Regions from separate parts of the Mus musculus genome. Here region 1 is linked to region 2. The links are chromatin loops, found by intact Hi-C in ENCODE. Cell type or tissue: heart. All regions are shown on one strand.

Region 1 (5,000 bases), 1.4 Mb before region 2:
CCACAGAGGCATTAACCATTTGAGCCCTGGGCCTGGGCCCCAGCCATCCCTAGGACAATCTCTCTGAAGCGCTGGCTCCTGTTGAGATAGGAGCCTGGCCATTCTTCTCAAGGCCATCTTGGCAGTCAGCGGGGTGGACGCAAGGGCACTGTGCTCTAGGCCTGCACTTCCCCACCCAGCCCGCTAACCAAGTATCCCTGCTCCTGTCTTCTCCTCCCCATTGCCTCACAAGTTCAAGACTCTCCCAGCTGGTTTCAGCCTCCAGTTCATCTCTCCTGCCCTGCCTCTATTCCCAGGTCTTTCTATGCCCAGGACTGATCCTGCCTCCTGGATCCAACTCCTGTGGCTCCCCAGGACCCAGCACTGCTCTGGCTCTGCCTCCTGGTTCTGGGAACATAGTTATCTCTGCAGAAGCAGATGACTTCGCCAGATCCTTTCTCCTCCCTCCAACCTTCAGCATCCACCTGTACCCAGCCTTCTAAGAAGCCCCCACCCCCACCCCCCACCATGACTCTTCTGAATGTCTGCACCAAGGTGTGGGTCACACACCAGCCTGTCTGCTGTTAGTTCCTGACACCTGCCAGGCTTCCTTTTGGAAGCGTGACCTCCCAGATGACTTCACTTGTGTGGCCCTAGCTGGTCTGGAACTGTCTGCGTAGACCAGGCTGACCGTAAATCCACAGAGACCCACCTGCCTCTGCCTACTAAATGTTGGGGTTAAAGGTGTGCATCACCACCCGTGATGGGAAATTCTTAGTTGCTGGAGTCACCACATCCTAGAAGGGAACTGACACAAAGTGTGTACTTAGTTACGTGTAGCAGGGAAGTGAACGGCAGCACAAAAAGAGCCAACTAAGCATCATATTGGGATTCGAACTCATAGCCCTCTAGTGACTATGCTAACTTTTTTTTTTTAATGTATAAGTGCTGCCTACTGCTCAGGCCTCTCATGCCAGCACTTAGGTGTCTGAGGCAGAAGGATTGCTTTAAGTTTGAGGCCAGTCTGGGCAACATAAGGAGACCCTGTCTCAAAAATCCAAATATAAAAAAAATTAAATGTACATGTATGTGTGTGTGTGTGTGTTCAGGCAGGGAAGTGCATGTGCACGTGTGTGCCTGTTCATGGCGGAGGAGGGGAGGAAGAGGCCAAGCCTAGGGGTCTCTCTCAGAAGTTCTCAATTTTGGTTTTTGAGGCAGGGACACTAGTTCAACTAGGCTGACTACAGTAAGCCCTAGCTATCCCCTCCTGTCTCCGTTCATCAGCACTGGAATTACAGGTACACACTGCTGTGTCCTGCCTTTTTGTGAGTCCTAAGAATCTGACCCAGGTCTCTATGTGCCAGGCACTTAACCAACTGAGCTGTCTTCCCAGTCCTCAAAGTGTGCATTTCTGCCATGGTTGAGTTTGTCCCCTGTGTGTGCCAGGTACTTCTGTAGGCTGGGAATGCCACAGTGAGGTAGACAGTGTCAGCCTGTGTCAGGGAAACAGCGGATGGGTGGTGAGCGCTCAGCACACTATTAGGTGGTGGTGTCTTTTAAAGCATTGAGTTAGGGCTGGAGAGATGGCTCAGTGGGTAAGGCTGCTCACTGCCGACCCTAGTCCTGAGCGTCCACCCAGCAAAAGAGGACAAACTTGCAAGTTGCCCCCAGCCTGTTTTTTAATACACAAATGAATATATTTTAAATTTTATTTATTTTAAACATTTTTTCACATTTATTCCTTTCTATTCGTGGTGAAGAGGGCTTGGGGGAGGCACACAGACCACAAAGCACGTGGAGGTCAGAGGACGCCTGTGGAGCTGTCCTCTTCTACCACGCGGGATGGATCTGAGGACGGAACTCAGGTTTCTAGGATTGGCAGCGGGAGCCTTTACCCATGGAGCCATCTTGTCAGCCACAAAATAAATAAACACTTTAAAATTTTTTTTTAAGATTTATTTATTTATTATATGTAAGTACACTGTAGCTGTCTTCAGACACACCAGAAGAGGGCATCAGATCTTGTTACGGATGGTTGTGAGCCACCATGTGGTTGCTGGGATTTGAACTCCAGACCTTTGGAAGAGCAGTCAGGTACTCTTACCCACTGAGCCATCTCACCAGCCCACTATTTAAAAATTTTTAAACAGCCAATTTTTTTTCTATTTGTTTACTTACTAATTACTTACTTACTTATTGGCTTTCTGAGGCAGGGCTTCTCTGTGTAACAGCCCAGCTGTCATGGAACTCGCATTGTAGACCATACTGACTTCTAGCGCCCAGAGATAGATTCCCCCGGCCTCCTCTTCTCATGTGCTGAGATTTAAAATGTGTGCCACCAACAACCAGTCACAATTTGTGTGTGTGTGTGTGCATGCGTGTGTTTCACACAAATGTATACTGCTCACACCAGCAGCCAGCACCTGGTGGCTGAGGCATAAAGATTGCTGCCAGACATACAGGGCATATACTGAGGTAATGAACTATGAGAACCAGAAACCAAAGTACAGCCGAGATGGCTGTTTGAGGGTGTGGGTGTAGCTCACTTGGCAGCTTGCTTGCCTGGAGTGCAGGAGGCTCTGGGCTTCATCCCCAGCACCACATGAACAGAGCCGAGCGGTGCATGCCTCTCACCCCAGAGCTCAGCAGAAGGACCAGGGGTTTAAGGTCATCCTGGGCTACACAGAGATTCCGAGGCCAGCCTGGACCACATGAGAACTTGCCTAAAAATAAATGGAAGTATGAAGGACTACTGAGGGGGCTCAAGGATTTAAAAACACTGCTTGCTCTTGCAGAGCACCTGGGTTCAATTCCCAGCACCTACATGTTGGCTCACACCCATCTGGAACTGCAGTCCCAGGGGACCTGACGCCCTCTTCTGGCATCAGTGAGTACTGCATGCACATGGTGCATAGACATACCTACAGGCAAAGCACCCACACGCATAAAATAAAAATAAATAAATCTTCTAAAAAGCAATGGAACTTTGAAACCTCTAGGCCCTGCCACCTTTCCCCATAATCTGGTACCTTCAGACCCATTAAACCATCACCTCCTGCGTTTGCAGTTTCTCAACCCAAGGCTGTGATTATTCCATGAACATTGGTCATTAACTCCTAGTTACCAAGCGCTGTCCTTCAGACCACATATTCCCACAGCCCGAAGTGCTTGTTAAATGTGTCTTGAGAAAAAAACAAAACAAAACAGTTCATTATTTGCATCAATGAGCCGTGTATGGAAAACTGTAGCTGCAGAGGGGTGGCTGGGCCATATGGTCTGTTAGCAGGTGACTGAGCTGACGTCACGGAAATGAGACCTGCCGGAGCCAACAGCCTCCTGATGCCACCCACCAGTGCTGCAGCACCATCTGAAGTTTTAATAAAGTTTAAAATGTTTTACATTTATGTATTGGGAAAGGGCACACATGCCACACACGAGGAGGTCAGAGGACAATTTGACAGAGTATAGGGGATCAAACCTAGGTTGCTGTTGATGGCAAGCCCTTCACCCTCAGAATCTCATCACTGCTCATCAATAGCATTCTGTGGTTAGTAGGAATGCTGGGTAGGATCTTATTCGATCTGAAGTCAGTGGACACCACTGCGCACTATGTAGCCTAGCCTATACTGAAAGCTGGAGTTATCCTCCCGTCTCAGCCTAGCAAGGACTGTTTTCCTGAAGCAGACATGGGTGCAAGGCTATTTTGATACAGCAGACACGTGAAAGGACTTGTGCTGAAGGAGTATAAATGTGACCCCACAGACAGAAGTAGGAGACGAGCACTGAGCTTTGATTTGCTTTGCTCCGCCACTCTATTCTTTGCTAAAGACACACATGTATTGGTTCACCTTACGTAGTGTTGTTGAGCTCAACTTGTGGTAACACCGCCATTGAGAGAAACTCACCCAAGAAATGGTCACGAGTTTCCTGCAGCAGCTTACCACTTTCCTGGCCGCACCTTAGGCTGGTTGATAAGCCTGGCGGTTTCTTTAGGTTTGAACTACAAGCTGCCTGGTGTCTGCTTGCTGAAAGGACTGGACTATAGCTGCTGGTTCATGTCTGGTGTCTGCCTGCTTAGAGGACTGGTCTGCACCTCCTGAATCATATTTGGTGTTTGCTACAGGACTGAACTGCTGCCAAAGAAGATCAAGCTCTGGGTAGGGTGAACCCCAGAACCCTTCTAGTAACAGGGTGACACTGTGTGGTGTGTCTGTGTGTGTTACACAAACATACTCAGGTGTGTGCCCAAATATTCAGGGTCTTTCTCTACGGCTCTCCACCTTACTCCCTTGACACAAAAGGTCTTGCTAAACCAGAAGTTTGTTTTTATGGTCAGGCTGGCTGCCTAGTGAGATGCCAGAACCCACCTGCTTGTCCCTGTCCCCAGTACTGTAATCACATGCACAGCCATGCCTGGCTCTGGGGTGGAGTGCGGTGGGTAGATGCTGAGATTCGAACTTGGGTCCTCATGCTTGTACAAGTGTTCTTACCCACTAAGCCATCTCCCCAGCTTGCACAGTCTTCTGTCTGCTTCCACTGTGCCTCATCACCTCCACCTCCTCTGCATCCTCTCTGCTCCCTATCTCTGCCCTTGGCTACTATCTGGGGGTCTTCAGATGCCTCTGCTGCCACTGTCAGTGACACCGCGCCACCGTCACTGCTGTCTCCTCCCCAGATAAACCCACCCAATTAAAAGTTGGGAAGAAAAGACCGTTCAGAAAAACCTTTCTTGGGTCTAATGTTGCATGGGGCACCACAATGAGGTAGAGGTGTTCTCAGAAAGGCCAGCATGGTAGGCACACATCTGGGATCTCAGCACTCTCTAGCTAAAGACAAGAGAAGAACCCGTGAGTTCCAGACCAGTCAGATCTACATACCCAGATCCTGCCACAAAGGACGTGGTGCTGCTGGAGAACTAGGAAGGTGGCTCAGCAAAGTGTTTGCACCAGATCCCATATTTTAAAATGTGGATGTGGGAATGGTTAAGAACACTGGCTTCCCTTGCAAAGGACTCGGGTTGG
Region 2 (5,000 bases):
TTGTACCAACAAGCTCCATTTCCCCAGAGCAATCTCGATGCCGTACCTCCCTAATCTCCCAGTTTCCGGCCCTGCACACCCCTGGAACTCTTTCTGGTCTCCTGGCCACCAGGGTTTGGCTTTGGTAAGGAGACCCTGGCCTCTGGCTGTAGGCTTGCTGTAGGCGCTACCAGGAGGGGTCTCCAGGTTAAAGGCTATTTTGTTCTTGGCTCACTTTGCAAGGGCACCATCTCTCAGAAGACCCGAGGGCCAATGTCTTGGGTTCGGGGTTCCTCCCAGGAGCGAGAAGCATTTAACGTTCTTAGCTCCCATTCTTAGCTCGTTGCCTCGAGATAGGTGTCCAGATGGAGACAGGGCTACCTAGGGCTTTTCAGGACAAATGGAACCAACTCAGCCACATCAGTTTAGACTCTCTCAGAGTCAACTGACCTCTCCCCTGGTCCCGTCCCCTACTCCATCGTCCTTTATCAGAAGCAGGCCGTTCTACAGCCTTTCAGCTTCACGGTCTTTCTCATGCTGCTACGTTTAATCATGGCACGCTCCCTTCATCTGCCTCTCGCCACTGAATCCCACACACTCAGTAGTACTTCAGGCACCCGGAGCCATGCTCGTTGACATCAGCAAGCCTTTGCCTAGACAGTGACGTCATCTGGGTACCTTCCTCTTCCACTCCCTCCTTTTCCATTAGAGGAGCTCACACCCACCTGCAAGGAGCTTCTCAGAGTCCCCCCACACCCAGCCCCGGACCACAGAGCTCCTCCTTGTCCGGTGCTCTGGTGCTACTGATTTTCCTGCCCTCCCTTTTTGCTTTTGAGACAGGCTTGGCTGCCCGGAGACCTGATCTGTAAACCAGGCTGGCCTCGAGATCACAGAGCTCTGCCTGTCTCTGCCTCTGAGTGCTGGCACTAAAGGCATGTGCCACCACCATGCCCAGTAAGGAGCCAAGTCTTAACTATCATTGCATTCTGTGACTGGGCACAGGGTCTGGCGTCACAGATGGGGTCAATCAATATATCTTGGTGGAATTAATGTATTGGTATGGAGAAGCCAAGATTGAGCCAGGCATGTGCACTCACAGTCTAGGGATGGCTACAGGTTAACCTGGTATGCCTAGGGGGAGCTAGCCCATGGAGGAGAGCAAGATGGATTCTGAGGAACAAGAATCTTGGTGCCTCAGCCTTCCTCCTGGCTTCAAACAGGCCCATTGAGAAAGGTGGGTTTTGATGAGCGCAAAACCTGAGGATTCATGTAGTGGCTCTGTGAAGGGTGTGTGTGTGTGTGTGTGTGTGTGTGTGTGTGTGTGTGTGTGTATGTACCTGTGACATAGCAAAGAGGCTGCTAACTTTTGGGTCATCGGGTGAGAAGTTATTTCTTCCAGAAGCTCTCAGGTCCCTTTAGCTCACAGGTGCCCACTTGGCTGCAAATTCTACTTATGCCAGGATAAGAACGGTGTAACCTGCTTCACTTCGGTTTCTCGTCTGTTGAGTGGGGAGAACAGGGTGAGGGGACAAACGGAGACACTGAAGCGTCCTGGACAGCGCCTGGCATGTGAAAGGCACCCAGCTTTAGCCACCATGGAACGGCCCTTTGCATGCCCTTGGCTGGGGCAGGTTTTCTAAAGGGAGAGAGGCAACAGCTAGACCCCAGCACTGAAGCATCCTGAAGGAGAGGCCACCAGCTGAATCACTGGTATCTCATGTCATCTGCTACCTCTGGTGGTCAGAGGAGCTAGTGTGATAATGTGGGGGTGGGATATCGAGAAGGTGAAGAGAGGGAGGGGCAGCTCCGGGCTTGAACTCTGTAATCTCTTCTAGAAAAGGTTTACCCTGGTGAGAAACTGAACCCAGATTGCCTTCAACATGGAGTATAGAGACTAATATTCTAGGAATAGGACCCAGGGAGGTGGCCAACTCTAGTGTCCTGCTCCAACACTGACAGAAAGTGACGCTGCTGCCACGAAGTGGCTGGCTTTGGTGAGGTCACCCTTGCTAAGGGACCGGATAAGCACTGGCTGCTTTCTTCAGCTCACAGTTCACGGAGGCTTCTGAATTGTCCCAGACACATGGCTAAATGACGGGCTTCACCAGAGCCCCAGGGAGCTGTTATCAAAGCTAGCCGTGGCCTGAGCTCAAACCAGTTCTAGGTCCTCCCCAGAGAACTGCTGGGGAACCTTGCTGCAGGCAGGGCCATTCTGCTCCCACACCACAGGACCTATCAGGGAACCCAAAGGGCTCACCTGCTAGCCCATGGCCACAGCAGGGAGGGAGACTTGTTACTGCTGGAAAATACCATTCGGGGGCAGTTTGGAAAAAAGATACCGTGCAATTCTCTCTGCTCGGGTTTATCAAAACCTGTCACCGTCATTTCCGTAAAAAAGAGAAAACTAATTTCCTTAAAGAGAGAGAGAGAGAGAGAGAGAGAGAGAGAGAGAGAGAGAAAGACAAACCTGTAGGGCAAGCTGCCCCCCTGTTGAACTGGCTGCACCCCTCCCCCACCATCCTGACTAAGCGCTGTGAATTCCAGCTGGGGGGCTAGAGCACCTCTTTCCCTCCTCGATGGCAGAGCAGAGCCAGGCTTTGTGGGCGTGGCTGCGGCTGAGTGCAGGTTCTGCACTCCTCTCCACCCTCTTTATTTCTCAGGGTTCCCTCTCCTGCCTTTTAAAGATTCCATTTGCTATTCATCTCTCAGCAGCTAATTTCACCGCCCTTTAGAAGTAGGTGGGCATAAATAATAGATCCATGACAGACTCAGCCTAAGGTTCTGGCTCTTTAATTAAGAGAGTGATCTCTTTGGAAAGCAGTGTTTGCCTGGGTTACTTCTGGGCCCTACACACACACACACACACACACACACACACACACTGAATGGTTCCAGTCTGCTTTGCTGAAGAAAAACCTGAAACCAATGTTGATTAGGAGGAAATATAGCCCAGGAAATATGAGATACAGGGGAACGCCAGGGCCAAACAGTAGGAGTGGGTGGTAGGGGAATGGGGGGGGTGTATGGGGGACTTTTGGGATAGCATTGGAAATGTAAATGAGGAAAATACCTAATAAAAATATTAAAAAAGAAAACAAAAGAGTGAGAAGAACTAAGTTCGAATCTCTGCTCTGCCTCTTGCTAGTTGTGTGAATTAGGGCAAATATAGCTCGCATCTATAGGAAGAGAATTGGTAGTAATGCTCTGCTGGTATTCATTCATGCATGGAATTGTGCAAAGGACCGGACGCATCACACAGCAAGGGTTAAATGGACACGGATGATGATACGATAAGAAAGTCAATAGCATTTACTGAGTGTCTGCTCAAGGCACTTAGACGGTCAGTAAATGAGTGGTACACCCTCCACAGAGAGGCGTGGTTGGAGGGAGAGAAGCAGATGTTACCTGTTCCAGAAGACGGCCCCGGAGACCCTCTGCATCTCCCCCAGGGTGGCCAGAAGGAGCGAGGACTTGCCGCAGCCCACCTGCCCCACAATCATGGTCAGCTGGCCTACAGCAATGGAGAGCAGTAGATGGAATGGAAGCTGGATGGAGTCTGAACAACTCTCACCCAGAAGACTAGATGGACATGTACACTTAGCTCTGACTCTCCTCCCCACCCTCCTCCCCACCTGGAAACCCTGGGAAGCTCCATATTCCAGAGTTTTTCCTTCTGGAATTGACAGTGTTCTCTGGCTTCCCAGGTCCGTCCTCCACTCCCGACATCCTCTGCTTCACCCCAGTGCTCCTCCTGGTACTCCTTATAGTCCTCCCACAGTTCCAGCATAGCTCCCACCTATGACCCTCTGCCACCGGCCTGACCAGAACACGGCTGTGTTCAGACTCTCCATTTCCATAATCCTCCCAGAACACTCAAGTCTGACTGACACCTGTTAAGATGTCACTGGCAACAGAAGGTTTGACATCAAGGTGACCTCATCTTGGCTGTAGCCGGTTTCTGTTTAGAATTCAGACCTCAGAATACCCAGCTAGGCAACAGAGAGCAGGTGCTCAGCAAACATTGATTTGGCTTTTCCTCTCTTTTGGGACACGAGGGCACATCTGGAAGGGTGGGGTGAGCCCTACCTCGGGGGATACGGATGGTGATGTTGGACAGGGTGGGGATTCCATCAGGGGTCCAGGTGAAGAAGCCTCCGATGATCTTCATTGTCCATCCCCGGCATGGTGCAGAAGAGGAGAGAGAGGGAAGGACTTTCAGTATGGTGTGTCCCTGTCTCCCCTCCCCGATGAAGATCAGTGAATATCACTTCTAACTCTAGGAGTGCTCCCAGGGGCGGACAGTAGGGACTAAGTCCTGTCTGAGGCACCCTAGTGAGAGTGAGGAGGGAGTTCTCCTGCTGAGTGGGGTGGAAGTGCTATGCTTGGCTTCAGGAGTCCTCCAGGCAAGGGGGCCTTTGGATAGAGGACTCAGACCTCAGGTTCTTCAGGTTCTTGGTCTTGAAGGGGCTAAGCTTCTCTTGGAAGATGGCACTGAGGCTGGGGGTGTGGATACTGGCTTGAGGACTCCTCACCTGGACACAGAAGTTGTCAGCATCTCCATCCATGCTGGGGGTCAGCCTCTGCAGTGGGCCCAAGAGGTCCCGAACCTCTTCCCGGGCTGGGCGCTTGCGGTTCACAACCTTGAGGGGCTGTGGATGGTTAGGAGGTGAGGGCCTCTGGGCTGGGAGGACCCCTTCTGGGGGGAAATGTGAGGTTCCAGAGTGGGTGGGCACAAACTTCACGACGTAGGTGAAACTTGGGAGTACCAGGGGTAGGTTGGACACTTACCACCGCCTGGTACTTGCCCGCTTGGCCTTGGGGTGCAGGCTCTCGGGGGGCACACTGTTCCTCACGGATCTCTGCACTGGACAGGAACTCACTCAGCTTTTGCACACTGCAGAGGAAGCAAAGAAATGCCCTTCACCCCTGGGGGGCAGAGGATGGGGGGAGGAGGAGGAGGAGGCATGAGCTCAGAAAACAGTTCTCAGTGGGTACCTGGTCCTAAATGTTTCCTACAAAAG

What was found. A loop is a pair of places that touch in the nucleus more often than their neighbours do. Peaks named below come from ENCODE experiments on the same cell type or tissue, not always from the same donor. Only the 100,000 strongest peaks of a DNase experiment are listed, where the experiment ranks them.
Region 1: it touches region 2 in a loop (6-fold over the local background); 2 of 42 quality-filtered maps call a loop at or near these places.

What each region holds. Positions count from the first base shown.
Region 1 is chr7:44,686,257-44,691,256 of GRCm38, forward strand. No RefSeq gene overlaps it. Among named protein-coding and RNA genes, the nearest start is that of Myh14, 18 kb to the left of the region's middle. In heart, a CTCF peak has its summit at 2,831 (motif pointing left); no DNase peak of the experiment used is centred here; H3K27me3 peaks cover 51 bases.
Region 2 is chr7:46,132,097-46,137,096 of GRCm38, forward strand. It overlaps Abcc8 (ATP-binding cassette, sub-family C (CFTR/MRP), member 8), which reads right to left. Exons shown (of 39, transcript NM_011510.3): 13 at 4,768-4,873; 14 at 4,512-4,628; 15 at 4,066-4,141; 16 at 3,385-3,490. Among named protein-coding and RNA genes, the nearest start is that of Gm51481, 30 kb to the left of the region's middle. In heart, a CTCF peak has its summit at 1,965; no DNase peak of the experiment used is centred here; H3K4me3 peaks cover 734 bases; H3K27ac peaks cover 1,222 bases.